Regions from separate parts of the Homo sapiens genome. Here all the other regions are linked to region 6. The links are chromatin loops, found by intact Hi-C in ENCODE. Cell type or tissue: natural killer cell. All regions are shown on one strand. Region 1 overlaps SLC1A7 (solute carrier family 1 member 7). Region 2 overlaps SLC1A7 (solute carrier family 1 member 7). Region 3 holds the start of ZYG11A (zyg-11 family member A, cell cycle regulator). Region 4 has its middle 18 kb from the start of NRDC. Region 5 overlaps SCP2 (sterol carrier protein 2). Region 6 holds the start of LOC105378724 (a long non-coding RNA gene).

Region 1 (5,000 bases), 75 kb after region 6:
ACGTGCAGGGAGGCACAGGGCAGAGTGTGTGGGTATTTGATAGGCATGGCTATTAACGTCCCCAGGCACGTTCTGTGTTTTATGTAGCTGCCACCAGGAGCACGGACCTCATGGGACAAGCAGAAAAGTCTTCCCGTGAAGGCTCAAAGCCAAAAGAAAATGTACATTTCCCCATTTAATAATCAAAGGTATAATTCTTGATTAAAATCTGCAGGATAAATTCATTGGTTATTAGTATGAGCACACACGAGTCAGGACTTGCTTTTGGCTGCCAGATCAGCAGAGGCTTAAGTAAGGTAAGGTTTGCATTTGTTCCTGAAGAACAGTCCAGAAGTGGGAGGTGGGCAGCTGGCAGTCACCAGGGTCCCAGGCCCTGCCCTCCTGTGTGCCGTGCCATGCTTAGCACCTGGCTTTCATCTGAGTCTCATGGTCCATGAAGGTTGCTCAAGCTCTAGCTATTATCCCCATGTTCCAGGCAGAAAGAAGAAAGTTGGAGGAACGGACCAAAGGGTCCTGGCTGAATGGGCACCTCCTTAAGAGTTTTCCAGGAATCACCACCCAACGACTTCCACTCACCTCTCGATGGCCACCCCATTAGCAAGAGAATCAGAGCTTGATGGCAGGTCCCATTTGGTCCCCACAACATAATAGGACTTCTGTTAAGGAAGGACGGGAGAATGGAGACTGCATAGGCAACTAGCTGTCCCTGCCAAGGCCCACATTTAAAATGATTGTAATTGTAAAGGAAGTTGTAAAGAAATGTCTATATAGGTATAAGTTCCATTTGGCTTCTTACGAGCTTCCAAATGTTCTCCGTGTGTGTAAACTGAGTCTTGAAAGAGGGGAAGAGGGTTACCGAGGACAAGAGTGAGTGGGAGGCGACCCAGGTGGAGGCAGTGTGAGTGTGGGGCGGCAGGTTGGAGGAAGAGCAGGCATGCAACGGAAGCCTCTTACCAGATGCTCACCTCAGAGTTGGCATTTCTCACAAGACACACTCCTAGAAGGGGACTGTGAAGACAAAGATACAAATGCTTTTAGAGAAAGGTTGCTGCCAGGACCATGTGAGGGTGCCCATCTCACCAAACCTCCCACATTGTGCACTGTCATTTGAAAAATACTTTGTCAGTTTGACAGGTGGAAATATCTTGAATTTGTTGATGAAACTAAACATTTTAAAAAGCATTTTTGGCCACTGACTTTTCTTCTTTTGTAACACGAATTGCCTGGTAGTATCTTTCCATCGTTTTCCTGTCGGGTTTTTGTGGTCTATTGGTTTACGCAGCAAATATTTACTGAGTGCTTGGTATGTGCCGGGAACTCTTCCCGGGGCTGGAGACACAACAGTGAACAAACACAGAGCTTCCGCCCTCCAGGGAGCTGATATTCTGATGAGAGGAGATAGTGAAGGTAGAAACCAGGCCAAGATTTGTAAAAGCTCTTAGTAGATTTAGGATGGTAGTGCTTGGTCACGCAGTCTCTCCAGCTCGTCACTTGCTTTGTGGTTTTATTTGTATTGCAATCTGTCTTAGCTTCTCAAGCATTCAGCTTTCCATTTTAGCATAGTTTTAGGTTTACGGAAAAGTTGTAGACAGTACAGAGAGATCCCACACACCCTTCACCTGGCCTCCCCTGATGTTAGCGGTTTACATAACTAGGGTACGTTAGTCAAAACTGAGAAATTAAATTGGTACAACACTATTAACTAAGTTACGGATCTCGTTTGGATTCCATCAGTTTTTCCACGAATGTCCTTTTTCTCTGTTGCAGGATCCAATCCAGGATGCTATGTTGCGCTTAGGGATTTCTTTATTTTCATGTAGTAAAATCTATTGATTTATTGCTCATTTTGTTCTTAGAGAGTCATTTCCTATACTGAGACATGATAAGATCTCAACCTATATTTCTTCTAGCTTTTTATGGTTTCTTTGCCTTTTTTTTTTTTTTTTTTTTTTTTTTAGTCAGAGTCTCACTCTGTCCCCAGGCTGGAGTGCAGTGGTGCGATCTCAGCTCCCTGCAACCTCCGCCTCCCGGGTTCAAGCAATTCTGCAGCCTCAGCCTCCTGAGTAGCTGGGACTACAGGCGAGCACCACCACACTCAGCTAATTTTTGTATTTTTTAGTAGAGACGGGGTTTCGCCATGTTGGCCAGGCTGGTCTCAAACTCCTGACCTCAGGTGATGTGCCCACCTTGGCCTCCCAAAGTGCTGGGATTACAGGCATGAACTACTGTGCCCAGCTGGTTTCATTTTTCAAAGACTTATTTATTTCTTTAAACCTTTTGGAATTTATTTTGGTGTAAGCATCTAACATCTATTTTTTCCAAACCGTTGGTCAGCTGCACAGCATTCTATAATGAATCCTTCGTTTCCTCACTGATTTGTGAAACAACTTTTATCAAGTACGAAACACTTAGAGGTGCTAGTTTCTGTTTCTAGGCTACAGCTTACATGGACTTTTCCATCGACTGCTGTGTCAGTATCACAGTTTGACAGTTACTTTTTTTTTTTTTTTGAGACGGTGTCTTGCTCTGCCGCCCAGGCTGGGGTGCAGTGGCGCGATCTCGGCTCACTGCAAGCTCCGCCGGGTTCACGCCATTCTCCTGCCTCAGCCTCCTGAGTAGCTGGGACTACAGGCACCCGCCACCGTGCCCAGCTAATTTTTTGTATTTTTAGTAGAGACGGGGTTTCACCGTGGACTCGATCTCCGACCTCGTGATCCGCCCGCCTTGGCCTCCCAAAGTGCTGGGATTACAGGCGTGAGCCACCGTTTTTTATCTAGTAGGAAAGACTCCTCCACCTTTAGCTTTATAATAAAATATGTTACTAAGAATAATGAGCCCACCTATGTGCGAGGTCCCGTGTTAGGCCCCACAGATAGGACATGAACAACCAAGTCCCACCTGCAAGGCGGCCACTATATGGGGGAGGCAGACAGGTGAGCCAGTGACCGCACGGTGGTGTGGCGGAGCAGCAGCGACCTACACACAGAAGGGCCGCAGGGTCTCGTGGGGCAGTCAGGGAGGGCTGGACAGAGGAAGAGGTGCTTGATCTGTGGTAGATTTGAGTAGTTCACCAGACCAAGAGGCAGGCAGGGCATTCCGGGCAGAGGGAACAGTGTAGACAAATGCCTGGCTCTGGAAAGTATGTGGCACAGTCTGGGGGCGGCAGGTGCTGGCGCTGTGGAGTGTCCATGATGTAGTGGGTGAGACTGCAGAGGAGGCTGGCCTGAGGAAGGCCCGACCACCAAAGGAGATGTCCAGATGACCCCAAGGCCACAACCCCCAGGGCCCTCCTGTCCTGGGCTCTGGAATTTTTCAATTGCTGATTCTCTTCCTAGGAACATGTTCCCAGCCAACCTAGTAGAAGCCACATTCAAACAGGTGAGTGAGTCTCTGGGCAGTGGAGGGGAGGGAAGGGGCAGCAGGCAGGAGGGCAGGCAGCAGGGCTAGTGGCATGGCTGGGAAGTGACAGGTGTGCTGGCCAGTCACGCTGTCTGCTGGAGGTGGGATGCTAGAGGGGAGGGTACGCTGGGGAACCTAGATCCTTAGAGACCCCCATGGCCACATCCCTGTCCTGGGTTCCAGTTTTCATGATGAAAAAGTGTGGGGGTGGAGAGAAGCCTTCACTGAGTGCCTGCTCTGCTTCCACATACACCATCTCGCCCATCCACACAGTAACTCGGCACTGAGGTAGGATGAGCCCCACTTCCTGAAGAGGAAACTGAGGCTCCGAGGAGTCAATGATTTGCCCAAGGTTATACCACTAGTAAATGACAAAGCCAGTAGGTAAACCCAGGCCTATCTTCTTAGCCTGTTTTCTCTTTCTTTTTAAAGTAATCATTTTTCCCCTAACAAGAATAATAATGATGTTCACTGTAGAAAATTAGGAAAATACCAAACAATATAAAGTAGAAAACAAAAATCATCTCTAGTTCTAGTACATAGTCCCTGGTAGCAGAGGATATATTTCTGGTCTTTTTTCTTCTGCTTATTTTTAAATAATATTATAATCATAGTGCATATACAGTTTTCATCTTGCTTTTTTTCACTTCCATTATATCCTGAGCATTTTCCCCGGTTATGAAATATTTCTTAAAAGTACAATGTTTAGTGGTACTACAATGGCCTGTGATAAGGCTGCGCTGTAATTTATTTCCCACTCCCCCTTTCAGTGTTCCCTTAGGTTGTTTTCAAAGTTTTTCCTTCGTCGAAATTGTGGTGAATGTCCTTGTGCTCAGTCTTTGCCTGCCCTTTGAATAATTTCCAATTCTTTTTCCCTTTCTAAACTGTCAGCTGGTTGGTTGACTTAATCCAGCAAGGGTTTCCTGAACCCCTTTCCTGGGCTGGGCCCTGTGTTGAGCCTGGGGACACAAAGGAAGTGGCTGAGGTATAGAGAGGAGGCTTCTGAATAGGGAGCTGTGAAAGCTTTGGCATATCGCCGCGTCTCTCCTGACATCCATGAAATAAGCCAGATTGTGAAGGGGACTGAATGCTAGGCTAGGGAGTTTCTATTGTAATTGGGAATCATTGAGGGTGTGAGAGATAAAGAGAAAGAATGTTGCTCTACTCTGTAACTCTCTGGAATGCCCTTTCTCTTTTGGCAAACTCCTACCCATCCTTCAGGACTCAAGTCAAATGTCCCCTTCTTTGTGAAGCTAACTCTTTCAGCCAATTAGTCACTCCCTCCGCAAGGCAGAAATCATGTCAGGTTCATTTGTGTATCTCCAGCAACCAGCACAGAGTGTTCAACGTGATGATGACGATGATGGTAGCAGTAATGCTTCCATGGGGCTTAACATGTACCAGGAACTGTTGTAAGCACTTTATATACATCGTCTCATTTCATTTCATGCAGTAGATGCTATCACGGTCCCATTTTACAGAGGAGGAAAAGGAAGCAGAGACTTCAGGTCTCATATGTTTCCTGAGTGGTTGGCCTTATCGATGCAGTGATGTTTGAGGGGAGAGGAGGCTCCCTTTTTGGGCTCCCAGTACCTGAGGGA
Region 2 (5,000 bases), 54 kb after region 6:
TTGAAAAATTCAGATGTCAGGCCTGACCCTGAGCTGACTGAGCTAGAACCCCAAAGGGTCCAAGCAGAGGTTTGCTTTCAGAGCTCCGAAAGTATTCTGAGGATTTTAAATCTCTTGATTGTCCTGGGGTCAGACCTTCTGGCTCCACAGCTTAGGAGCCCAGCAGGAGGCTGTGGTGCTCCCATCCCCAGGGGCTCCAAGCTGTGACCCAGGAAGGCAAGGGTTTTCTGCAGTGTGTCCTGGCTACAGGGCAGTAGCGGGGGAGTGGGGGGATGGGGGCAGGGGGTTACATTTGGGCTCACCAGCTTCCAGTTCCAACCATCTGCAGGTCTGGGCCTCGAAGCCTGGCTCCCATGACATCTGTTCCCACCTCCTCTCCAGGACAAACAGCCACCCTTTCCCCATGCCAAGCCCTGGAACCAGGCTGGTCACCCACTAGTCCCACAGCATGCCACAAGGGTCTATCTCCACACTCCTGCTCCTGCCCAGCCCCTGCCATGCACGCCCTCTTTTAATTCTTTTAATTTAAAGTCTCACTCTGTATTCAAGACCTAGCTCAAGGTTCTGTGTGGGAAGTCCTTCCACCTCCCCATTTGTTGGTAAAATGGATGATGATCTGTCTCCAATGCTGACGCTGTGTGTGACCTGCATGAGCTGAGTGTCGTTAGCTCAGTGACCTCACGGTCGCAGCTGGCATGCCACACAATGGGGGACAGGCATCTTTTAGTCCAGTAGTGACATCTATGTGAGCAAACCAACTAGTATCCCTATTCGGAAGAGCCACTCATCTCACTGAACAAGAAAGCCACTGTCAAGGGGTCGGGCCAGCGGCATGGCCCCCTCCGTGGGCAGGGTCGTGTGCATCTTTGTTTTTTTCTGAGATCCCAGGAGGGGATCAGGTCATTGACCCCCTTGTCTTTCACACTGACCTCTGCCTGGTACTCAGCGTGACAGATTCGTTCAGAAGTTGGAGATCTAAACAACAAGCAAAGGGAGGTGGTGAGGTGTAAAGAAGTGTGGGTGACTGCAAGGGTGGACGTGAGGGCTGAAAGGCCCCTGGGCTGCCATGGAGGGGTCACAGGCACACCTTGCTCTGGAGAAAGGAGGCCCAGTGGGAGGGCAGTGGGGCCAGCGGGGTTGGAGCTGAGTTCAGTCACTCTTCCCATAATCTGGCATCTTCCAGCTGTGGGCTCTTTTTTTTCTAGAATTTCTCCAACCCAGCCCCTGGCCCAAGTCCCTCCTCAGACATGTGTGCTTCAGTCCAACTGAGTGCAGCCCACGCTTGACCAGTGGTGGCTTCATCTGTCACAATGTGGCGGGGGAGCAGGAAGCATGGGCGGGGGTGGTTGAAATCTGCAAAGGCTACAGGGCAGGAACAGGGCTTTGGAGTCACCCTCTAGATGTGCAAATGTAAACAAGCCTTTTAGCATCTGAGCCTCAGTGTCCTTATCTATAAAGTGGGAAGAATACCTCCTTCACGAGGTTATTACGAAAAGTAAGTAAGAGAATGTACGTGAAGACCCAGCATGGCTCCTGGTACGTTATGGATGTCCCATGTTTTTCTTTTTTCTTTTTTTTTTTCTTTTTTGAGACATAGTCTCACTCTGTCACCCAGGCTGGAGTGCAGTGGCATGATCTCAGCTCACTGCAATCTCCACCTCCCGGGTTCAAGCAATTCTCCTGCCTCAGCCTCCCAAGTAGCTGGGATTACAGGCACCCGCCACCATGACCAGCAAATTTTTGAATTCTTAGTAGAGACGGGGTTTCACCATGTTGGCCAGGCTGGTCTCGAACTCCTGACCTCAGGTGATCCGCCCACCTTGGCCTCCCAAAGTGCTAGGATTACATGCGTGAGCCACCATGCCTGGCAGATGTCCCATGTTTTTCTAACTTATTAAAGCATCACCAGGCTCCTCAGATGTGTCATGAATGCTCCCCCAGCCCGTGGCCACCTCTGTCACTGCTCTCAGCAGGAAGCCCCTTGGATGGCTTCTTCCATCTTCATGGTTCTAATTAGCACCTGCAGCTCACCTGTCCCCTGCCCTGGAAAGCCACCCTTGACTGAGGCACACCCGGGTGCTCCCTCAACACTGGTACAGACCATGCAGCATGCCCTGCTTCACCTGAGTCGTGCACACCTGCACATCCACAGGGCCTCCGCAGGGGCCCTGGCCAGGTCCTGCCCACTTCTCCATGATGCACTCACCTGGCACCCAGAGCCATTCCTTGCGCCATGACAGTCAGAGCCTCCTTATCTGTCATGAATTCCTATTCTTTTTTGTTTTTAATTGAGACAGGGTCTTACTCTGTCCCTCAGGCTGGAGTGCAGTGGCATGACCACAGCTCACTGTAACTTTCAACTCCAGGGCTCAATCGATCCTCCCGACTTAGCCTCCCAATTAGCTGGGACTACAGGCACACGCCACCATGCCCAGCTAATTTTTTAAATTTTGGGTAGACATGGGGCTCTCACTATGTTGCCAAGGCTGGCCTTGAATTCCTGGGCTCGAGGCATCCTCCTGCCTTGGCCTCTCAAAGTGCTGGGATTACAGGTGTGAGTCACCGCACCCTGCCCAATTCCTATTCTTACTGCCTCTTGCTTTTCTATGCCCTTCACTCCTACAACCAAGCAGCCTTCATCAGCTTCCCATTCACACCAGCATTCCTTGCTTCAAGTAGTGCCTTCAGTTATCTCCTGGTTCTCTGTGTGTGTGTCTGTGTGTATTCGTTATCATTGCCGTGTAACAAATTATCACAAACTTAGTGACATAAACACACTTCATGGTTGCCTCAGTCCCTGGGCCAGCAGTCTGGGCGGGCTTGGCTGAGTCCTCTGCTCAGAGTCTTAGGCTGCAATCCAGGTGTCCGCTGGGCTCTGTTCTCATCCGGAGGCCCAACCAGGGAGAATCCGCCTCCATGCTCCCTCAGGCATGGACAGAAGTGATTCCCCATGGCTGCTGCCTGAGGGCCCAGCATTGACAGCTGTGCAGTGGAGCCACTCAGGTTCTAGAGGCTGCCTGCAGCTCCCCACCCAGCTGTCTCCACAGGCAGCTCACAGCATAGCACTGTAGGTCATCAAGGCCAGCAGGAAGCCCGGTCCTCACCAGTCTTCTGAGTCAAAGTCTTCTACCACATAACCACAGGGAGACATCCCACCACCTTGTTGTGTTCTCATAGAAGTCACAGGCACTGCCACACTGCGGGAGGAGGATATACCAGGGCTTGGGTCATCGGGGTGGCCTGAGGGCCTGTCCACCTCCTTCTCTCTCCTGGAACCTTCCTTCTCTCTTCCTCTGTCCCCAGAGCAGCTGGATGTCTTTCAGAAGTCACTTCTGCTCACCTCTCTCCCTGGAGCCGGCTTGGGTTGAGTGGAGCCACTGCTCAGCTTCTGTCCAAGTAGTTCATCAAGAACTTTCTTCTGAATAAGGACTGCTCCCTTACTGTAAAAATAATTCTGAAGAATATAACTCTCCCCCTTTCATCTGATTTCTCACTGCCCCATACAGGGCCTGCTACTGCCTGTGCCTGATCAATACATTTTCAATGAATAAGAAGCAGCAGAGGGCAGCGGCAGCAGAGTTCAGGGAAAGTCTCACCATCAGCATTTGTATGGGCCCTGGAGGACAGTTAGGAGCTGAACTTTAAAGATGTTTTCATATTTTAAAAAATTAGATAAAGCCCTGGCAACATAGTGAGACCCCATCTCTACAAAAAAAAAAAAAAAAAAACTTTTAAAATTAGCCAGGCATGATGGTGGGCACCTGTAGTCCTGGCTACTTGGGAGGCTGAGGTGGGAGGATCGCTTGAGCCCAGAAGGTTGAGCCTGCAGTGAGCCATGTTCATGCCATTGCACTCCAGCCTGGGCAACAAAGCAAGACCTTATCTCATAAAAAAAAAAAATTAGATAAGCAAATTACAAACATTTTGGATAACAGAGAAGAAACCATCCTCTCACTCCACATTGCTAATTCTGCCACTGTGATTTCTTCTCTACAAGGTTTGTTCTTATTCTTACTGGTGAATTCACCAGATGTGAGGTGAGGTCCTTGGCTGATGGGATCAGAAGCCCAACTGTCTGGGCCCCAGAGCTGGTTGGGCCTGTCCCCCGATGCTAGCAAGGGGCAATCAAATATGCCACATACTGATTTATTCATTCCCAGAGATCAAGACACTTGCCAGCAAGGACAGTCATATGCAGGCTCTGGCCAGAGCCTCTCTGTGGGCTTACCATGCAGGGAACCCACTGGTGAAATCTGCTTGCTGGTGGGTACATTTAGTTATTTAACTGTATAACCCGGCGTAACTCCAGGTTTGCGGTTTTCAGTTTATTTCAGCCCTCCCACCACCCCCGCCTTATAGTGGAGTCCCATCATATGTGCATTTAACTTAAGTGAATTCAATTACATGTGCTCTGAAAAAGGGAGAAAATCATTTAAATGAGACAGGAGACTCCTCCTTCCAAGGGCTCTTCCCCAGGTGAGGGCCACGAGAGAGGAGGGCCTGAATTGCCTCCACCAGCCGCTGTGCCCAGGCACCTCCTGAACAGTGAGCACCTCCCTGAAGCCAGAGAGTTTCTAGGGCCTGCAGAGGGGTGGGTGTTTTAGATCACGGCCTCTGAGTGTATGCTGATGCTCTCATCTGGTGTTTGCTTAAAGAAACAGCAACCCACTCCAAGGCTGGAAGGGAAACTGTCTTGAATGAACTTACACAAAACTATACCTCCTGGACTCTATGGGCAACTTAAGAGATTTTCAAAGGCAAAATTAATTACACTTTGTTTTTGCTTTACTGACTTGAAACTGAATACACTGAATATGGTCCTACTCCCCTGTACTAGCAGGAAGCCCAGTGTGTCCCTCTGGAGGCCTCCACCCCGTGGCCACAGTCAGCTTATTTCATTCAGTGGAAGCTTCTGGTGTAAACAGAGCTGGAACATGGGGTCCTGCCACCAGCCCTGCTGCTCTGGTTCCCTCCACGGGGTGGCCCTGTGGAACGCAGGT
Region 3 (5,000 bases), 340 kb after region 6:
TTTTAAAAAATATTTGCTGGCCGGGCACGGTGGCTCATGCCTGTAATCCCAGCACTTTGGGAGACTCCGTCTCAAAAAAAAAAAGTATTTACAATAGTATCAAGAACAGGAACAAATTTAACAAAATGTGAAAAGACTTTTATATTAAAAACTACAAAACATTGCTAAGAGAAGATTAAAATGACATAAATGGAAATAATTGTATGTATGTTTCATAGGGAAAAAAGTATTCATGCAATATTTGTGTAATTAAAATAATTAATTAAAAATAAATAAAATCCTTAACAAAGAAAATGAGATATACCCAGAACTAGACAGAGAAAATGGGTGTGAGTACTTTTGTAAAGAAATCTTGTTTCGATTCCAAGCAGGAAAAAATGTGCTTGAGACGATGCTAGCACACACGTAAAAAATCCAAGTTTTCCATTAATTACAAATCCACAAATTATATAACTTTTCTAAATGAGTTCAAAAGATTACAGGCTAGATCACTGCAGGGCACAAAGTCTTCCAACAAGGCGTTAATATGTAAAGCACAACCTTAATCAGAACATTTCCTTCTCTCCATAAATTTTGGGTCGAGCCTTCACCACTCAATCCCTCGAGTTCCCCAAGGGTGGCCCTTGGCGGGTTTTTTCCAAAGTGGGGCCAGAGGTCTGAACACCTGAGGTGAAATTCAAGTTCACGAGCAAGTCAACTAAATTTCAGAGCTCCCAACTTCCCTACATCGGTAAAATGGAGCCTAGCAAAGCCTACAAAAGACTAGGGGTTACCAGACTGCTTTAGAAAGGCGACACTTGGCCGGGCACGGTGGCTGACGCCTGTAATCCCAGCACTCTGGGAGGCCGAGGCGGGTAGATCACGAGGTCTGGAGTTCGAAACCATCCTGGCCAACATGGTGAAACCCCGTCTCTACTAAAAATACAAAAAATGAGTCGGGCATGGTGGCACGCGCCTGTAGTCCCACCTACTCGGGAGGCTGAGGCAGAAGAATCGCTTGAACCCCGGAGGCGGAGGTTGCAGTGGGCCCAGATCGCGCCACTGCACTCCAGCCTGGTGACAGAGCGAGACTCCGTCTCAAAAAAAAAAAAAAAAAGAAAGAAAGAAAAGAAAGGCGACACTTAACACACAGCAGGCGCTAAACACACATTCTTTGGGTTTGCATTTTGTCCAGAGCTAAGAGTAACAGGCATTCGGCAAAGGCTGGGGACGGGACGGGGACGGGGGCGGACGCGCGGAACTGAAAGAATCTCAGACTTCGGGTTCCAGTTCCCCCAGCCGGACTAAGCTACTCGCCCGGCCCCGGGCCCAAAGGCCTCAGGTGGTAACGGCCAAAGGGTCACCGCCTCCGCGGGGCGCTGCGTCCACAACACGGGTGGGGAAACGGTCAAGGTTTGCGGCGTTTGGGTTCATGACTGCAAAAACACCGTCCACTACGGGCCAAGCCGAGTGCCATGCCCTGCACCTACGTCTAAGCTCACAGCAGCCCGCACTGGGGCGAGGAATCCTGAGGAGGCTCGCCCCGGTCTCTGGGACTGGGCTCTCGCCGCGCTGCCTCAGGGCGCAAGTTCCACGCGCTTCGCCGGGCGCAGAAAAGCACCCCCCGCTCCGCGGCGCCCAGGCCGCCTCCCCCGACAACGCACCTCCGCAGCGACGCCTGCGCCTGGAAGGGGCTCGGCATCTAGACCGCAGCCCCGCGCGGGCCACACTCCCCAGCAAGTGCCTCGGCAGCGTCCCAGGAGACTCGCCGCGCTCGCCGGAGCTGGACGTGGCGCCGAGGTCCGCGTCGCCGCCCGCACCCCGGTGCTCACCTGTACCACGCAGCAGCCCAGGGCATCCTTCTGAGCGTCAGGAGGGACGATGTTCCGGGGCGTGTGGCCCGGGTGCAAGAAATGAACCATGGCAACCCCGGCGGCGGGGCGTCAAAAAGAGAGCCGGCGTCGAGCCGGAGCCCGGATCCCGCGAGAACCAAGCGGGCGGCTGCCAGGACGCGCCCACCACGCCTGCGAGGCACACGGAGCTAGCGCCGCGCCCTGCCGGCGAGCTTTTGAAATGCCCGGCGAGGCGACGCGCACGCGGGGGCCGGCCCGCCGCAGACCCCACCCCCCGGGCGGCCTCCTAGCCCCATCCGCCCTCCGACACGCCGCTGCCGGGGCCAACCGTTCTCCTCCCGCCTCCCCAGCCTCCCCAGCCTCCCCAGACCAACCTGCCACGACCCAGCCGCTCACCCACTCCTTCCCAGCCCTGCACCTCAGGGCTTGAGAGGATATTCCCCGAGGACCGGCTGTGTAGGTTTGGGGAATACTGTATATATATATACATGTACACACACACACACACACACACACACACACACACACACACATATTCATTATTTCTATATATGTATATATTTTTTAAAGCTTTCATACATTAAAATATATATTTCAAAGACTTTGCCCCTGAAAATCTGGCAACAGCACCTCTCTAACGGTCCTCTCTGTTTCAACTCCTTAGAGTATCTGGATAAATCAAATATAAAACGAATACAAAATATTGGCAAGTATCTACCAAAAAATCTATTTAGCTTTCTTGTTACTTAAAAAGTACTCGAGAAGACCCTTATAACCTGCTCCAAGAAAGAAACCCCGAGAGACCCTTCTAACTTTCTCCAGGAAAGAAACTCCACAAGTTAGTACACATTAGCTAATTTAAGAGAAAGCAATACCTTGGAAAAGGAAAGTTCTCAAGAGCATGAGCCTTGGAGTTTGAATCCTGAATTAGAATGCCCGCTCAGCCATCTAGTGTTTGAGAACCTGGAGCAAGATTCTTGATGTCTCTGAAGCTCAACTTCCTCATCAGTAAAATAGAATGAGAATGCTTTATCTCACAGACTTAATGTAAGGATTAAATAATGTATGTAAAACACATCACAATGCTTTTTACATAGTAAGTCCTTGATAAGTGGATTGGATTCAGATGTTAAAATTATTTTTAAGTACTTTGCCTAATGCTTTTCTTTCATTTATTTATTCTTTTATTTAATCCACTTACTACAAGAAGAAAAAAAATCCTGTGCTGTAGGTATCATCCCCATTTTTCTCACAGGGAAACTGAAGAACTGACAGGTTGAATAGACAACACGTTTTTTGGCCAGCTGATGAGTGGCCAACCTGGGAGTCAAAATTGAGTTTTCTTACTGCAAGTCCAATCAATATGCTTTTTTTTTTTTTTTTTTTTTAGACGGAGTCTCGCTCTGTTGCCCAGGCTGGAGTGCAGTGACGCGATCTCAGCTCACAGCAACCTCCGCCTCCTGGGTTCAAGTGATTCTCCTGCCTCAGCCTCCCAAGCAGCTGGGACTCCAGGCGCGCGCCACCACACCCGGCTAATTTTTGTATTTTTAGTAGAGACAGCGTTTCACCATGTTGGCCAGGATGGTCTAGATCTCCTGACCTGGTGATCCGCACGCCTCGGCGTCTCAAAATGTTGGGATTACAGGCGTGAGCCACCGTGCCCCCGCCAATATGCTTTTGTTAACGGTGGAGGGTGTTCATGTTCTTGGTGTCTTGAACAAAGAATTGGACAAAACGCACAAACAAGGAAGGAATGAAGGGATTTATTGAAAATGAAAGTACACTCCACAATGCCACAATGTGGGAGTGGGCCCGAGCACTGGGGCTCAAAGACCCCGTTACAGAATTTTTGGGAGTTTAAATACCCTCTACTTGGGGTATGCCCTATGTAAATGACGAGGATGAAGGAAAGTTACAGTCATTTCCTCGGCTTTTGCCCAATGGAGAGGATATTTCCTATTACAGCTGAAGTGTGAATTTCAGCAATTTTAACTTTAATATAGAACCTGGTAAGTTATGTTCTCATAAGGTTTGACTATTTCCAGCATATCTAGAGGTGTGGCCAACTGCATATGTCCCAGGCCTTACCGAGCTAGAAAACAGGCAAGTTAAACAATTTTCAAAAGCCAAGGAAGCAGTTTATGACCTTAAAGCATTTAGCAAACCTAATATTTGAACATAATTTTGACCACATGTTTACATTTTGAAGACATTTGTATTTTATCAATAATCTTTAAACCCATCTTTATTTCCCAAAGATTACCCAAGTCACATGAACTAAATAAAAGGCATTATGTTTTTCACTTTTCTGACAAAATATTTTATTTAAGCTCTTATTATTAAACCAATTAATTTAAAACGTAACACATGAGGCCAGGCACGGTGGCTCATGCCTGTAATCCCAGCACTATGGGAGGCCGAGATGGGTGGATCGCCTGAAGTCAGGAGTTCAAGACCAGCCTGGCCAACATAGTGAAACCCAATCTCTACTAAAAATACACAAAAAAATTACCTGGGCATGGTGGCGCATCCCTGTAATCCCAGCTACTTGGGAGGCTGAGCCAGATTTGCTTGAACCCAGGAGGCAGAGGTTGCAGTAAATTTAGATTGCGCCATTGCACTCCAGCCCCGGTGACAAAGCGAGACTTTGTTGCAAAAAGTAAAAATAAGTAAATAAAAGTGGCTGGGTGCAGTGGCTCACACCGTAATCCCAACATTTTGGGAGGCCAAGGCAAGTGAATCACCTGAAGTCGGGGTTTGAGACCAGCCTGACCAACATGGAGAAACCCCGTTTCTACTAAAAACACAAAAATTAGCTGGGCATGGTGGTGTGCGCCTGTAGTCCCAGCTGCTCGGGAGGCTGAGGCAGGAGAATTCCTTGAACGCAGGAGGCGGAAGTTGCAGTGAGCCGAGATGACGCCACTGCACTCCAGCCTGGCGACAGAGTGAGACTCTCTTTCTTAAAAAATAAATAAAAATAAAAAAATAGGGCCGGGCGCGGTGGCTCACGCCTGTAATCCCAGCACTTTGGGAGGCCGAGGCGGGCGGATCACGAGGTCAGGAGATCGAGACCATCCCGGCTAAAACGGTGAAACCCCGTCTCTACTAAAAATACAAAAAATTAGCCGGGCGTAGTGGCGGGCGCCTGTAGTCCCAGCTACTTGGGAG
Region 4 (5,000 bases), 1.3 Mb after region 6:
GGGGGAGTGATTTGATTACCAGAATCTGAAGAGGGCAGTTGTGTGGCAGATGCTGTCTGCTAAGAGCAGTGACCTTTGGTGGAGAGAAATGTCCTCACACAAAGACTCGCTAGGGAGGGAGGTGGGGGATAAATTATTGGACCTGTCTTTCCCCATGACCTCTGATCTCCTACTGCTATCTCCCAATGCCGGACTCAACCAAAAGCCAGAGGGCAAAGGAGTCCAGCAGGAGCCCACATAGGTCAAACTTCTGGGATATGCAGCAGGTAAGTAGAGGGAGTACAGCAGGTCTTCGAATAATGTCATTATGTTCAACGACGTTTCATTATAACGTTGATGAAAAAAATAGATTCCTGGCAGAGGCCACCGTGTGTGAAGTCTGCACATTCTCCTCATGACTGCGTGGGTTTTCTCTGGGTACTCCAATTTCCTCCCACATCCCAAAAATGTGCACATTAGGTGAACTGGTGTGTCTAAATGGTCCCAGTCTGAGTGAGTGTGGCGTGTGGGAGAGTGTGCCCTGTGAGGGAATGTCGTCCTGTCCAGGACTGGTTCCCGCTTTGTGCTCTGCTTCTGGGATAGGCTCTGGCGACCTGTAACACTGACCTGGAATAATTGGGAAAATAATTATCTTATACTTGTTTTTATTAATCTTTCTTAAATGTATGTATAGCTCACATTTATTATATTTCAAGGTTTAATATTAGAAGTGTTTTGGGTCTTTATTTAGATGTTTGATGTTTCGTGACCAGAAATATGCCATAGGAACTTATTTATATCAATTAGCCTACAGCTAAATTGATTTCTTTATATATTGTTTCCCTTAGTCACGGTTTCCAAGAATCTATCGATGACATTGAAGACTTACTGTATCTGGAGATGCAAACAGAAAATATCTAGCACACCTTCCCCCTAGCCTTGCCCTCCTCCGTTCTTTGTCTTGCAGTCATGAATGATCTTTCTAAAGCAGGAAATGATATTGTTCTGCCTCATCTGATGCATGTTGGTAGCTCCCCCTCTCTCAGGATAAAGTCTATACTCCTTAACATAAAATGCAGGGCTTAATAATTATCTCCAGTTCACCCCTCCAGTTTTAACTCTCGCCATTTTCCTCTCAACCTTTCCGGTTGAGCCATATGCAATTACTTTCAAACCTACAAGAGCATTCCTTTCTTTGACCTTTCTCATGTCCTGGAACTCTGCCTGGAATCATCCTTCTCCCCTTTCATTCTTCTTCACTTAACTAATTCTTACTCATCCTTTATTTATACATAGAAGGGGTTTCTCTTACCCAGCTAGATTTTGGGGGAATCTAAGCTCTGTTTCTGTGGCAATGCTTTTTTTTTTTTAGATGGATTCTCGCTCTTGTCACCAGGCTGGAGTGCAGTGGTGCAATCTCTGCTCATTGCAACCTCCGCCTCCCAGGTTCAAGTGATTCTCCTGCCTCAGCCTCCTGAGTAGCTGGGATTACAGGCATGAGCCATCACACCCGGCCAGTAGCAATGATTTTCTAAGTTCTGAAAGTAGTGGCATGTTAAGGCTGATATTTGGTAGTATTTTCATCTTTTATGCGGATTTTTTTTTATTCTCATGAGGTTCTAATTATATATGATAGGTACTTAGCCTACAAGGCGGTACTGAAAGTAATGAGTTGAGTTTTTAATGAGCTTATCAATATATAACTTCAAAGGGCTCATTTGAAAACCACTGAAACCTAATCTATATTCCTGGAATCTTGGGATGCTAAGATAGACTTCTAGGAGTCTTATTTACATTGAGAAATATGGGAGCTATTTCCCATATTTCCCAATGAGAAATATGGGAGCTATGATAAGTATTCCTTTTGGAAAGATGACTGGGCTCTGACAGACAGGAAATCAGTCACATGAGTGGAATGTAGACAAAACCTGCTTTTGGTCTGTGGGCTGAAGGATGAGAAGAAAATAAAATGTAATAAAGGTTTGTTTTTTCAAAACTATATAGTCATCTTCTATGTACCAGATAACATATTTTCTCCAAGTAGAAGTGAATTCACAATATTAAAGAACTTCTAGGCTGGGCACAGTGGCTCATGCCTGTAATCCTAGCACTTTGAGAAGCCGAGGCGGGAAGATTGCTTGAGCCTGGCCAACATGGTGAAACCACCCACCTCCCCCAAACTCCGACCCCCACAGAACCTCCCCACTTCCCCCACTCCGTCTCTACAAAAAATACAAGAATTAGCTGGGTGTGGTAGCACATGCCTGTGGTCCTAGCTACTTTGGGGGGCTTAGGCAGAAGGATGGCTTGAATCCCAGAGGTAGAGGCTGCAGTGAGCTGAGGTCGTGCCACTGCACTCCAGCATGGGCGACAAAGTGAGACCCTGTCTCAAAACAAAACAAAACCAAAACCAGAACAACATCTATTGAATGCTCCTTTGTCTGACTCTTTTTTTGACAACAAAACCCAAAACAAACAAACAAACAAACAAACAAAAAACCCCAAAGGCTCTCATAATGGAGGAACATGGGTGGTGGTTTAAAGGGAGATAGGATGTGTCCTGGCAAAATCAAGATGGAAAGTCTGCTTCTTCTTCCCCCTTAAGACCAAACATTCTTGTTGAAGAAGACACCCACTTCTGTGTCTCTAGCTCCACCTTGAGGTTTATCAAGAAATCACCTATTCCGGCCACAACGGGTGAATTAGGTTAAAAAGAGCCGAGATCTTTATGCTGTGCCAACAGCTCTTGAACTTGTACTTTGGGCCAGGCTCTGTAATAAGTGCTCTTTGAACATAATGACATTTAATCCTCACAATAATCTTATAACAAATGTATTTTATAATGAGGAAAATTAAGATTAAGAGAGTTTCAAGAATTCAGGACTGGTATAAGATCACACAAGTGGCAGAGTCAGGATTTGAACCCAGCATCTTCTAGGCCTTCGTTTTCGTTCACAAGTGTCTGTGTATACACTCATGTGCACATCTATCACACATGTTTTTCTTTTCCTTTACAACACACCTGTACATCAATCATTTTATTTAATTCTCACAACAACTCTATTAAGTGGGAATTAATATCCCTTTTTGGAAGAAGGTGAGGCTTAGAGAAATAACCTAATTTTCCCTAGGTCATATGGCTCTTAAGCAGTGAGTTTAACCCAGGGCTCCTTTCTCAACTATATGAATAACATGCAACTTCTCAAGCTGACTTGTGATGACTCCTCACAACTTCTTGTCAGTAGCTCCTTGATATTACCAAAGAATTCATCTGAAGACTTGCAAAACCCCCTACTTTAGGAGTGACACTGTAGAACATAATGTCCAAACAAGACACATGTACAATGAGAAGAGTACAGTAAAGCAACATTAAGACGTGGATGAGGTGGGGCACAGTGGCGCACGCCTGTAATCCCAGCACCTTGGCAGGCTGAGGTGGGTGGATCACTTGAGCTCAGGAACTCAAGACCAGTCTGAGAAACATGTTGAAACCCCGACATTACAAAAAATACAAAAATTAGCCAAGGATGGTGGTACACATCTATAGTCCCAGCTACTCGGGAGGCTGATGTGGGAGGATTGCTTGAGCTGGGGAGACAGAGGGACTTGGATGCTATAGGAGATTGACTAGGCTGATTTACTTTTCCCACATTTTCCCACAGACCAGCATCATGGTGCATGATCTAAACTGGCCCTGTAATGTTAAAAATTATTCCAGGTCAGGGACCACTGGGGTTCATCACTTTTGATTAATGGAAATGAATATTAATATTAAATCCATTAAATTCAAAATATATTTAGTGATGGTATGCTCCTACTGCTTGAATTTGCATTTTCTTTCTTTTTTTGTGTGATGTCCTCCTTTTGCCTGCAAACACTTTCTGTCCTTCTGCCAATGAAACAGAAAATTTGAGAGTTGTGAGATAAATGGTAACACCAAGTGCTGGAGGAAAGAAGACAGGTATCTGTCTGTACCTGGAGAGCAGGAGAAAGTTTAGAAACAGGGCTAAAGGACTAGGAAGTATTCTCTAGGTATAAATGTCTGGGTGTTAGGGATGGGAGAGAGTTGAGAGGACCTTCCAGGAAGAGGGAAAAGAAAGGGCAGATACAAGGAAGTCCGCACACAGAGTGGTGTGAGTAGGTTGTGTGGCTCCTGATGGTTGAAGTTTAAAATCAGAAGGGAGATTTGAATAGATGCTTACTTCTCAACAGGCTGCTCTGTTTTCTAAATATACCAGAGCAACAGTAAATAAGCATTTAATGCAAAACTTGCCCTCTTAAAACAGTGACTTTGGGATCATCAAAATTGCATTGTAACTGAAGACAACAGAAGCACAGGGGAGTGAATAGATGACCTCAGGACAGCTTATTCTGGGCTGAGATAGAATACAACATTCTCTCTCACTGCTTTTTTTTTTTTTTTTTTAAGTTCTGGGATACATGTGCTGAACGTGCAGGTTTGTTACATAGGGATACATATGCCATGGTGGTTCGCTGCACTTATCTAACCATCATCTAGGTTTTAAGCCCCGCATGCATTCGGTATTTGTCCTAATGCTGTCCCTCCCCTTGCTCCCCACCCCCTGACAGGCCCCAGTGTGGTGTTCCCCTCCCTGTGTCCATGTGTTCTCATTGTTCAACTCCCACAAACGAGTGAAAACATGCAGTATTTGGTTTTCTGTTCCTGTGTTAGTTTGCGGAGAATGATGGCTTCCAACTTCATGCATGTCCCTGCAAAGGACATGAACTCATCCTTTTTTATGGCTGCATAGTATTCTATGGTGTATATGTGACAATTTTTTTTATCTAGTCTATCTTTGATGGGCATTTGGATTGGTTCCAAGTCTTTGCTATTGTAAATAGTGCTGCAATAAACATAAGTGTGCACATATCTTTATAGTAGAATGATTTATAATCCCTTGGGTACATACCCAGTAATGGGATTGCTGGGTCAAATGGTATTTCTGGTTCTAGATCCTTGAGGAATCACCACACTGTCTTCCACAATGGTTGGACTAATT
Region 5 (5,000 bases), 170 kb after region 6:
GTGGTAGTAATACGACTGTATGTTTATCAAAACTTGTGGAAATATAATACAAAGAATGAATTTTACTGTATGTAAATTATACCTTAATTTTAAAAAAAGAAATACAAAACAAAGTTGGGCTTTAAAAGGGGGTTTTATTTAACAGAATATAGAATACATACCTATTCTCAGTCTGTAGCACAAAAGCTCCTCTCTTACGTAAAATGAATAGGATGTTATAATACAAAGTTGATATTCATGTTCAAAACTGGTCTAAATTAAAGTTTAATTGTGAATTAAATGTAGTTGTTCACAGCCCTTAAATGTGACCTCTCCTCTTCATTGTTCACAGCCTGTGTTGCAACACTAAACATTTCTCCTCCACACTCCTACAACAGCTTCCTAAGCATTCCTGGCCTCTGGTCTCTCCACCACCAGCTCAAAGTAATGTCAGACTGATCTACCTAATGTGTAATATAGTCACATGATCTTTTGCTAAAGAATATCTTTCCATATTCTATAGGATAAATTCCAAACTCCTGAGCATTGCATCTGAATCATTTCAAAACCATAATCCCACTTTGTCCCTCTACCCAGGCACACACAAAATAATCTACTCTGTACCCACACAGCACAACCACTTGTCAAACCTCCTTGTATTTTCAAATTTCTATACCTATTGTACAGACTTGGAATGCCCTTCCCCTATACTTCTGTTGGGCAATCCTAGTCATCTCAGTTCAAATTTACTTTCTTCATAATAATTTCTTCCTCTGAGCTTCTACAGCATTTTGAAAAAAGTATGTTGCCTTCCCCATATATTTAGAGGACCATACAAGACTCTGTCTCAAAAAAGAAAAAAACCCCACAAAAACTTAAGATTCAATACTTTTTACTCCCATTCAATAAACATATGAGAGACTCCAGGAACAAGAGATGTAAGTCACAGTCTTAGGCCTCAAGGATTTCATATAATAAAGGGAATTAAAAACCGGATACAGTGCAACCAAACCAACTAGATAGTACCCAAAAACATACAAAGTGCTGTGGATATTCAAAAAGAGATGGTATTTGAGACGGGCTTTAAATTATAAGTTTTACAACAGAAATTATATTCTGGGCAGAGAAAGAGGAGAGGACAAGAGAAGAGATCCAAGAGCTTACAGAAGAATAACATAGACTCAATAAAAGAAGTGTGTCTCCATGTATACATATGCAACAAACCTGCAGGTTGTGCACATGAACCCTACAACTTAAAGTATAATAATAAAAAAAAAGAAGTGTGTCTCATATCCTTTGTTGGAGAAACAAAAAAGTGTGAATAAATGATTAAATAATTACCAAGAATTTCAAAAGAAAAAAGGGAGCCAATTAATGTCAAAAGCTACAGCCGGGTTAAAGAGAGTAAATAGGGAAAATAAAGACAAAGTTATTCAATTTCATTTAGATCCTGGTGGCCTTACCTGACACTGACCTCAGTGGTGAGGTAAAAATTAGACTGTGAGGTATTCCGGCTTGGAAAAATAAAGGTGGCTCAACATAAAAGGCTCATCATGAACAACAACAATTAAGGCAAGGAGAAAAAGAGATCTAAGGGAAGACCTGAACATGTATGCTGACAGAGGGAAAGGAGTCAATGGAAAGATAACCAAGTTACAGAAAGTGACTGGAAACAAAAGCATGGAACAAGGAAAGCTGAGCCTTTGACAGGAGGGGCGCTTTTTTCCTCTGGGGAGGAACATTTCTTTGAGAGATAAGCAAGGGAGTTGAGGGATCCTGAGTGGGATGCGAAAGAAAGTGCCTGCAAATTGAGGAGCATGGGCAGTTGAAGGAGAGGAAGAAAGTCAGCAAGAGACAAAAAGAATTCTAGCATCAACGAGGGCTTATTAGCTGGACTCGGAAATACAAATTTGCAAAGATCCAATCAGCACATTTAGTGACTCCCTAAACCACCTCAGAAGCCTGGAAGGCCATGAGGAGACCTGCCTAAATAACTTAGGTTGCTAGGGCCGAGACCCATACCCAGCTAGCTCAGGCTTCTAGTTCAGTACTCTCGTGACTATCCTGGGTCCTTTTTCAACAGAATTCACCTAAAGTTGGTTAAATTTAAAACCTGATGGCCACTTTTAAAGCCATGTTCTTAAAACAATGTAATGAGATACTTTTCCTTAAATACTAAGACAATAAAATAAGAAATTTTTACATGTAAAACATCATCAACTGTGAAAAGTCAGAAGGATTAACTGACACACAAAACTCTGAATGTCACTCACCTGGCGGCTTCCGGAAAACCCATCTTGTAGAGTGTTACAACCACAGCTCCTCCAATGCCTAAATTATGCTGCAGAGCCACCTTTGCACCAGGAACTTGCCTCTTTCCGGCTTCCCCTCTCAGCTGCCAGCAGAGTTCTGCACACTGAGCAAGACCTAACAAATCGAACACAGAGCACTGAGCTGCTTCCACCAGCTTTCTCAAGCCAGAAAAGGGATGTTTGTGACTTTAAATTAAAGCATTTGATTAAGCCGAGGCCACGTTTGTGTAAATAGTAACTTCTCTTAAAACACCGAAGGGTTTTGCAGCTAGTTATTTTCTCTCTAAATTTCTTTCCTGCACTCTTTCAACTTAACCTGTCGTTTTCTGGCATGTTGAAAGAGAAAACACCGAATCTACAATTCTCTAGTCCAGGGAAAATGGCATAAAAATAATTTAATTTTACCATTTTTAATGTATTAAAAGAAAATAAACAAGGATTTGGAAGTTCACATTCCCTAAAAGTTTAGCTGGTATGGGAAATTTTTCCTATTATTTTCCTCCAAGTAGTTCCCAACAACAATGAGTTGTTTTCCAGACCTATTCACAGATATTCACAAGAAAGGTTCTGGATTCAAAAGGATAACATTCTGTCCCCTGAATAATAAAATCAAAGATGTTTAGAGCTGAAAGGAACTTACTGATGTAAACACTGAGAAACAGAAAGGTTAATCTGTGAATGGTTACAAAGCAGGCTAATTTCAGAGGTAAGGTTAGAACCCATGACTCCAGATGTATATTTGTTTGCCTTTCTATCGGACCAGCTATTGAAGGAGAGCTGGGTTAAGAATGTTCTATCAGGGCCGGGCGCGGTGGCTCACGCCTGTAATCCCAGCACTTTGGGAGGCCGAGGAGGGCAGATCACGAGGTCAGGAGATCAAGACCATCCTGGCTAACACGGTGAAACCCCGTCTCTACTAAAAATACAAAAAAAAAAAAAAAATTAGCCGGGCGTGGTGGCAGGCGCCTCTAGTCCCAGCTACTAGGGAGGCTGAGGCAGGAGAATGGCGTGAACCCGGGAGGCAGAGCTTGCAGTGAGCTGAGATCGGGCCACTGCACTCCAGCCTGGGCGACAGAGCAAGACTCCGTCTCAAAAAAAAAAAAAAAAAAAAAAAAAAAAAAAGAATGTTCTATCAGGGCAGACTGGTCTGCAGGTCTACTACTTACAGTGCCTATTCTTCCATACACATCCCCAGCCACAACTTCCAATTCCTGAGTACCTGTGACAATTTCCTGTATAAACCCCAACTTCCCCAAGAAATTTAACTGCTGCTTTTCATTTCTAAGCAGTGTCTATATATTTACAGACCATGTATCTTAAACACTATTTAAAAATAGGTAGCTCCCAGTGTGGACAACATAGCAAGACCTCATCTCTACTAAAAATAAATTTATTTTATTTATTATGTTTGAGACAGAGTCTTGCTCTGTTGCCCAGGATAGAGTGCAGTGGCACGATCTTGGCTCACTGCAACCTCCACCTCCCAGGTTCCAGCGATTCTCCTGCCTCAGCCTCCCAAGTAGCTGGGACTCCAGGCATGCGCCACCACTCCCAGCTATTTTTTTTTTTTTTTTTTTTTTTTTAGTAGAGACGGGGTTTCACTATATTCGCCAGGCTGGTCTTGAACTCCTGACCTCGTGATCTGCCCACCTTGGCCTCCCCAAGTGCTGGGATTACAGGCATGAGCCACCGCACCCGGCCTAAAAATAAAATTTTTTTAAATCAGCCAGGCATGGGGACACATGTCTGTAGCCCTAGCTACTCAAGAGGCTGAGGAAGGAGGATGGCCTGAGCCCAGGAAGTCAAGGCTGCAGTGAGTTATAATCATGCCACTGCACTCCAGCAGGGCAAGATTATAGGGGGAGACCCTGTCTCAAAAAAAAAAAAAAAAAAAAAAAGGTAGCTCCACAACTGGTAATAACTTTTTGAATTGTGAACAATTTAGAAATTAATGAGGAAGGTCAAAGTGAAATGACTCTATTATACCCAAACTTGGGGGCAATCAGTTTTACTGGAAATCTGCCTTTATAAATGAATATGTAAGACAAAAAAGACAAAAAATATTCAAACTGGTCTTAGATACGCTGCTAGTTGTCTTCACAAAAGAACAGATGCAATTTACAACTATTTGAGAAAATACTCAATCTCACCATTGATAAAAATCAAATAGATACCATTTTACACCAATCAAATTGGTAAGAATATGTAAAAATGGGAATAATCAATGCAGGGGAAACTATGGCAAGATAGCCACCTCTATACAGAACTGGTCAAAGTTTAAACCAGGACAACCTTTTTGGAAAGCAATGTACAAAGTTATGAAGAGTCTTTAAAATGCCTTCAAAACCATTCCATGGAAATAATCAAATGTAGGGAAAGTTTTACACACAAAGCTATCTGTTCATCATACTGTTATAACAGTGAAAAACTAGATAATCTAGAAGTGAAGTAACTGGGGAATGGTTACGTAGAGAGGGGCAAAGGGAGCAAATGCTCCTTGGCCCTCTGAAGGTTTCCTGAAAAATCAACTTGTAAAAGTCAGATTAATTAGAGAAAGGGTATACAAATTTATTTAACATGTATACATAGGAGCATTCAGAATAAAGACCCAAAGATACAGGGGAAGTTGTCCATTTTATGCTTAAGTTCAACAAAGTATGGAACAGCCCTATAGAAATATGATTGGACAAAAAGCATATGATCTAATGC
Region 6 (5,000 bases):
CTGTCTGCCTCATTTCCATTATCTTTGTTGGTTCTTTCTCATCTCCTTAACTTTCAATGGGCTCTCCTCTGAATGAGGCTTACAGATCCTACTGTCTAACATTGAATTCTTCATGATCCCCTGAAAACTCATTCTTCCCACGGCTTTTCTCTTCTAGGTAAAGAACAACTCCATTTTTCAGTTACTCAGACAAAAAAGTTAAAATCTTCCTTAATTTCTCTCTTTCTCTCCACCCTGTATACAAATCATCTGAAAATTCTGTTTGCTCTACCTTCAAAATATGTCCAGAATCAGATCACTTTTTATTACTTCTACCAGCATAACCTGGTTCATGCCATCACTGTATCTTGTCTAAATGACTGCATTAATAAAAATGGCTACCATATATAGTGCTTACTGTGTGCCAGGCACTTCCCTTGTGCTTTGCATATGTTGATTCATTTACCCTTCACAACCGCTCCATAAGCTAGGTATCATTACACTATTACCCCAGTTTACAAAAGAGGAAACTGAAGGCCAGGGAGGCTGTGTGACTTGCCCAAGGTCACTCAGAGAATAAATAATAGAGTTGGTCTCCCTACTTCCACCCCGGACCCCCATGCAGTCTATTCTCACACAGCAGCCAGAATGATCCAAATGCAACATCAGTTACATTGTGCTCCTTCTTTACTCAAAACCCTGTGATAGCTCTCCATCTTATTCAAGTAAAACTAAGACCTTCAGTGTCTCTAATGTCCTACATCAGGGTTGACAGACTATGGTGTGCAGGCCATTCTGACCCATCACCCATTTTTGTAAGTAAAGTTTTGTTGAAACAGCCATGTTTATTCTTTTACATTTGGTCTGTGGCTGTTTTCACACTACAAGGGCAGAGTTCAGCAGTTGCAAGAGAGACCACGTGGTGCACAAAGTCTGAAATATTATGTTTACTGTCCGGCCCTTTACAGATAAGCTTTGCCAACCCCACCCTACACAGTTTGCCTCCTCCCCTGTCTCTGATGTTGCCCCTGGCCCCCACCCTGCCTGCCTTGATTCTGCTCCAGCCACACTGGCCTCCTTGCTTTCCCAAGATCTCACCAGGAACGCTCTGACCTCAGGCTCTGCCTTTGCTGTTCTCTCTGCCTGGAAGGCTTTCCCTGGGACCTGGAATGCTTTCCTCCCTCACTCCCTTTAGGCCTTTTAATCCTTTTCTCACCAGGGCCTTCGCTGATCCCCTTATCTAAAATTGCAACCCTGCCCACGTTCTCTATCCTCCTTCCCTGCTTTATTTTTTTCCCATTGCTTTTCATATTATCTGAAACACTATATATCATATTATTTATGTGTTTGTTGCCTGTCTCCCCCTAGTAAGGTGTAGGCTCCCAGAGGGCAACAGTCTTTATTTTGTTGTCTTATAGATCTCTAATGCCCAGAACAGTCGCTGGCACAGTGTGGGCATTCAGTATTTGTAGAATTCATGAAGGGATGGGAGACTTCTTCAACAGTCTGCTAACTAGTTCCCCTGTTTGTGGTTTCTTCTCTCTTCTAGTCCAACATCCACCCTGCTACTGGTAATCTGTCTAAACACAGACCTGCCTGTCCTTCAGTGACCTCCACTCCTGCAGGAGAAAGGCTCCTTCTCATGGCACCGTATGGCATTTTCCACCCGGCCCTGACCCTCCTCTCTAGCCCCAGCTCCACCTCCACTCCCCTCTCAAGACTTAAGGAAATAAGATGCAGAGCTGATGACTTGCCCAAGATCACACTACTGGGAAGTGATGGAATAGAATTTGAACCCAGACTGTCTTACTCCCTAGTCCATGAGCCTAACTACCAATCAAAACAACAGCTAAACACCCAACCTTTCACCAATACCTCATGTCCTTCTGTGATGTTATGGCATTCTCTACTCTGCTCTCTGTGCCTGGAATATCGTCCTCCCTTTTCTCTGCTGTCCACTTCCGTGCGTTCCTTTGGAAAACTCTCAAAATCTGACTCACAGGTCACCTCCTCTGGGAGCCTCCCTACACTTTACCTCCTCCTCTAGGCCCTGTCATGTCCAGATGCCCAGCACATGCCCAAATCCCAGCACTCACCACACGGCATGGAGGGGTCCCTATCGGCCCAATTTAAATGATAGGAATTAGAAATCGTGTGACACGCGATACTAATAAAGTCTGACTTGATGCCTACAACTTTGGAATAATGCAACTCTCACCAATTAAATAAAAAGAACTAAGGCTCACGTAATTTCGAAGCTGCCTATCCAAGTCCATTGCAAATAGCGTTTACATTCTTGCCACACGGTGGCGCCACTTTAGCCGGTAAGGTGAAATCCCTGACACGTCCTGTCAGTGATGTCTGAACCGGGGTGTTGTTTGCACACACCAAGTGATTGTGGTGGCTTTTATTCAGGTTTTATACTTTTAAATCTCTTTAAATATCTTGTAATAATGTCATTCATACATTCCATAAGCGGTAGTTCTATGACAGTGCTGAGAAACACTGTGGAAAATCAGTTAGGTTGGAAGGGAGGTTGTATGTTGGATGTGATGAAACCCCATGCCATGCTCTGCTGTTCAATGAGCAGGCAGCCCCCCAAAAAATAAGAGATGATACTGAGAATATAGGAATTATGGTTATAGATTGATGTTTCCCTAGAATATATTTATCTCTTTTTTTTGTCAGGGGAGGGGACGGGGTCTGACTCTGTTACCCAGGCTGGAGTGCTGTGGTGCGATCACGGCTCACTGCAGCCTCGACTTCCCAGGCTCAAGTGACCCTCCCACCTCAGCCTCCTGCGTACCTAGGTCCACAGGCACATGCCACCATGCTGGGCTAATTTTTTAATTTTTTGTAGAGACAAGGTCTCCTTAATTTGCCCAGGCTGGTCTCAAACTTCTGGGCTCAAGCGATCCGCCCACCTCAGCCTCCCAAAGTGCTGGGATTACAGGCATGAGCCATTGTGACCCCGCAGAATGCATTTCCATAAGAAATATTCTTCAGAAGAAACGTGCACTGAATGACGTGCACTTTGACTCCGGCCCTGCATGGTAAAGATTCATTTTTCTTGCTTTCTCAGCCATAAGCTGGGAGATTCCTAATGACTCGGCTACAGTTGAGCTGCTGCTTTGATTAGTGGTTAGGCTAATGGGCTAGGCAATCTGGGTTCAAATTCTAATTCCACCACTCCCCAGTAGTGTGATCTTGGGCAAGTCATCAGCTCTGCATCCTATTTCCTTATGTGTAACATGGCCACAGAACCGCCCTCAGCTCATGGGGTGCTGCGTGAGAGGTAAATGGAGCCAGTCTATGAGGGCTGAGCGCAGCTCTGGGACAGTGTCCCTGCTGGCTGGACATGAACCATGCTTCCCTTCTGCAGCCACATTAACCCAGCTCACAGCTGAGCCAAACTCCCAGACAGGGAAGGTTCCCATCACTTAGAGAATTGTCTCGCCCTCCTCTCTTGCCCTTTCTGACTCGGAGCTAGTGTGCTGACTGTGCTCATCTCAGAAAACCAATATGGTATTCAGCTCCTTGCCAATCCCATTTTGAACTCTGTGGGGAAAGTTTTGGGTTTTTCTGAAATAGTAGGAAAGGCCATTATAGCTCTGGTGGATCAAGGCTGGCAAGAAGTCGGCAAAGCCTTTGGGGACCTGTCTCTCCCGTTTGCCACGTCTACCTCTCCTTCCCTGGGCTGTTACGACCAACTCCTCACATCTCTGGAGACTTCACAAGGACCTGCTGCCTGACACATGGCACCCCGTGAGCCAGACCCAGAGTTCTCTCCTTCCCCCACCCTCAGTCAGAGCTCAGAGAGCGGGGCTCCATGGAGATGCCCTTGCTCCTCCTTCTCGGGAGGCGCTCTTGCCATCTTTGGGGAATAGGATATTTTAGGGACAAGTCAAAGGATGATAAAGGCTGGAAGGAGCTTACAGGGACACTGCTCCTCCCTCTCCTTGGAGTGCCATTGGCTAGTAAGATTTGAGATGGCCCATTTTGAGGGCTGAGGGTGGGAGTTGCTTCTGATTGCAAGACTCTGACCCGGAATCACTAAAGCAGCTGGGCAGGCCTGGAAAAGGGAGAACAGGAATGTATTAGTCAGGCTTCTCCAGAGAAACATAAGCAATAGGATGTGTAGATATGAAGACATTTATTGTAAGGAATTGGCTTACATGACTGTGGAGGCTGGGAAGAACCTCTTCCTGCCATCTGCAAGCTGGAGACCTGGGAAAGTCAGTGGTGTCGTTCAGTCCAAGTCTGAAGGCCTAAGGACCAGGGGAGCCTATGGTCCCAGTCTGAGAGCAGGAGAAGACAAATGTTGCAACTCAGGCATCCAGGCAGAGGACAAACTCAGCCTTCCTCTGCCTGTTTGTTCTATTCAGGCCCCTGACAGATTGGATGGTGCCACCCACCCTGGAGAGGGCTGTCTGCTTTACTCAGCCACCAATTCAAACACCAACATCATCCAGAAGCACCCTCACAGATGCACCCAGAAGTAAGCCAACTATCTGGACACCCCATGACCCAGTCAAGTTGACATGTAAAATTAACCACCCCAAGGAGATTTGCTCCTTAGAGCTTCACCTCTGCCAGGGTTCAGAACCTTTTCACTTTTTTCCCATGGACCCCCTATTCAGAAAGATTTTAGCTACCAAATTGCATTTTTAAAACAATCTCCTAATTTATTTCTCCATTGCACACATGCACATGGGTGAGTGGGTAAACCGAAGAGGAGTGTGAGGGAGGATTGTCAGAGCAGAAGGTGAGACAGGAGGTACCAGCCTTCCACTCTCTTGGATTCAGATGTATTGGTGAGGCAGGATAAGGAAGGTGAGGAGGCCACACTGACTTGTCCCCTGGTGTGAAGCCCCATGGGCTCCTTTCAAAGCAGGCCCCCCTTGTGCATCAGCACCTACCTGTAAGCAGTCCTACAGGCTACCGGCAGACCGCCAGATGGCTACAAGTTCCTGATACCTAGTACCACCTGAGAAAGAGAACAAAAACCCATTGTTCATGAT

The links. Peaks named below come from ENCODE experiments on the same cell type or tissue, not always from the same donor. Only the 100,000 strongest peaks of a DNase experiment are listed, where the experiment ranks them.
Region 1: a loop joins it to region 6, with 4 times the contacts of the local background. A loop is called at or near these places in 8 of 110 quality-filtered maps.
Region 2: it touches region 6 in a loop (10-fold over the local background); 6 of 110 quality-filtered maps call a loop at or near these places.
Region 3: it touches region 6 in a loop (4-fold over the local background); 12 of 110 quality-filtered maps call a loop at or near these places.
Region 4: a loop joins it to region 6, with 14 times the contacts of the local background. A loop is called at or near these places in 4 of 110 quality-filtered maps.
Region 5: a loop joins it to region 6, with 10 times the contacts of the local background. A loop is called at or near these places in 31 of 110 quality-filtered maps.

What each region holds. Positions count from the first base shown.
Region 1 is chr1:53,104,110-53,109,109 of GRCh38, reverse strand. SLC1A7 (solute carrier family 1 member 7) reads left to right here. Exons shown (of 11, transcript NM_006671.6): 4 at 3,336-3,378. Among named protein-coding and RNA genes, the nearest start is that of SLC1A7, 36 kb to the left of the region's middle. RefSeq lists enhancers at 2,662-3,161, 3,162-3,663 and a silencer at 3,059-3,266. In natural killer cell, no CTCF peak of the experiment used is centred here; a DNase peak (open chromatin) is centred at 2,439; H3K27ac peaks cover 1,504 bases.
Region 2 is chr1:53,125,767-53,130,766 of GRCh38, reverse strand. The region is part of intron 2 of SLC1A7 (solute carrier family 1 member 7); the gene reads left to right. Among named protein-coding and RNA genes, the nearest start is that of SLC1A7, 14 kb to the left of the region's middle. In natural killer cell, no CTCF peak of the experiment used is centred here; a DNase peak (open chromatin) is centred at 3,086; H3K27ac peaks cover 2,510 bases.
Region 3 is chr1:52,839,785-52,844,784 of GRCh38, reverse strand. ZYG11A (zyg-11 family member A, cell cycle regulator) reads right to left here and starts at 2,025. Exons shown (of 14, transcript NM_001004339.3): 1 at 1,812-2,025. The coding sequence starts at 1,901. RefSeq lists an enhancer at 851-1,444 and a silencer at 1,946-2,275. In natural killer cell, no CTCF peak of the experiment used is centred here; DNase peaks (open chromatin) are centred at 1,644 and 2,024; H3K4me3 peaks cover 398 bases; H3K27me3 peaks cover 1,866 bases.
Region 4 is chr1:51,894,673-51,899,672 of GRCh38, reverse strand. No RefSeq gene overlaps it. Among named protein-coding and RNA genes, the nearest start is that of NRDC, 18 kb to the right of the region's middle. RefSeq lists an enhancer at 1,147-2,346. In natural killer cell, CTCF peaks have their summits at 2,435 and 2,661 (motif pointing left); a DNase peak (open chromatin) is centred at 2,642; H3K27me3 peaks cover 1,032 bases.
Region 5 is chr1:53,012,296-53,017,295 of GRCh38, reverse strand. SCP2 (sterol carrier protein 2) reads right to left here. Exons shown (of 16, transcript NM_002979.5): 12 at 2,253-2,406. Among named protein-coding and RNA genes, the nearest start is that of PODN, 47 kb to the left of the region's middle. RefSeq lists an enhancer at 2,396-2,485. In natural killer cell, no CTCF peak of the experiment used is centred here; a DNase peak (open chromatin) is centred at 2,365; H3K4me3 peaks cover 1,357 bases; H3K27ac peaks cover 678 bases.
Region 6 is chr1:53,179,482-53,184,481 of GRCh38, reverse strand. LOC105378724 (a long non-coding RNA gene) reads right to left here and starts at 4,039. Exons shown (of 3, transcript XR_947347.2): 1 at 3,916-4,039. RefSeq lists an enhancer at 2,349-2,398. In natural killer cell, CTCF peaks have their summits at 2,072 and 2,279 (motif pointing right); a DNase peak (open chromatin) is centred at 2,291; H3K27ac peaks cover 542 bases.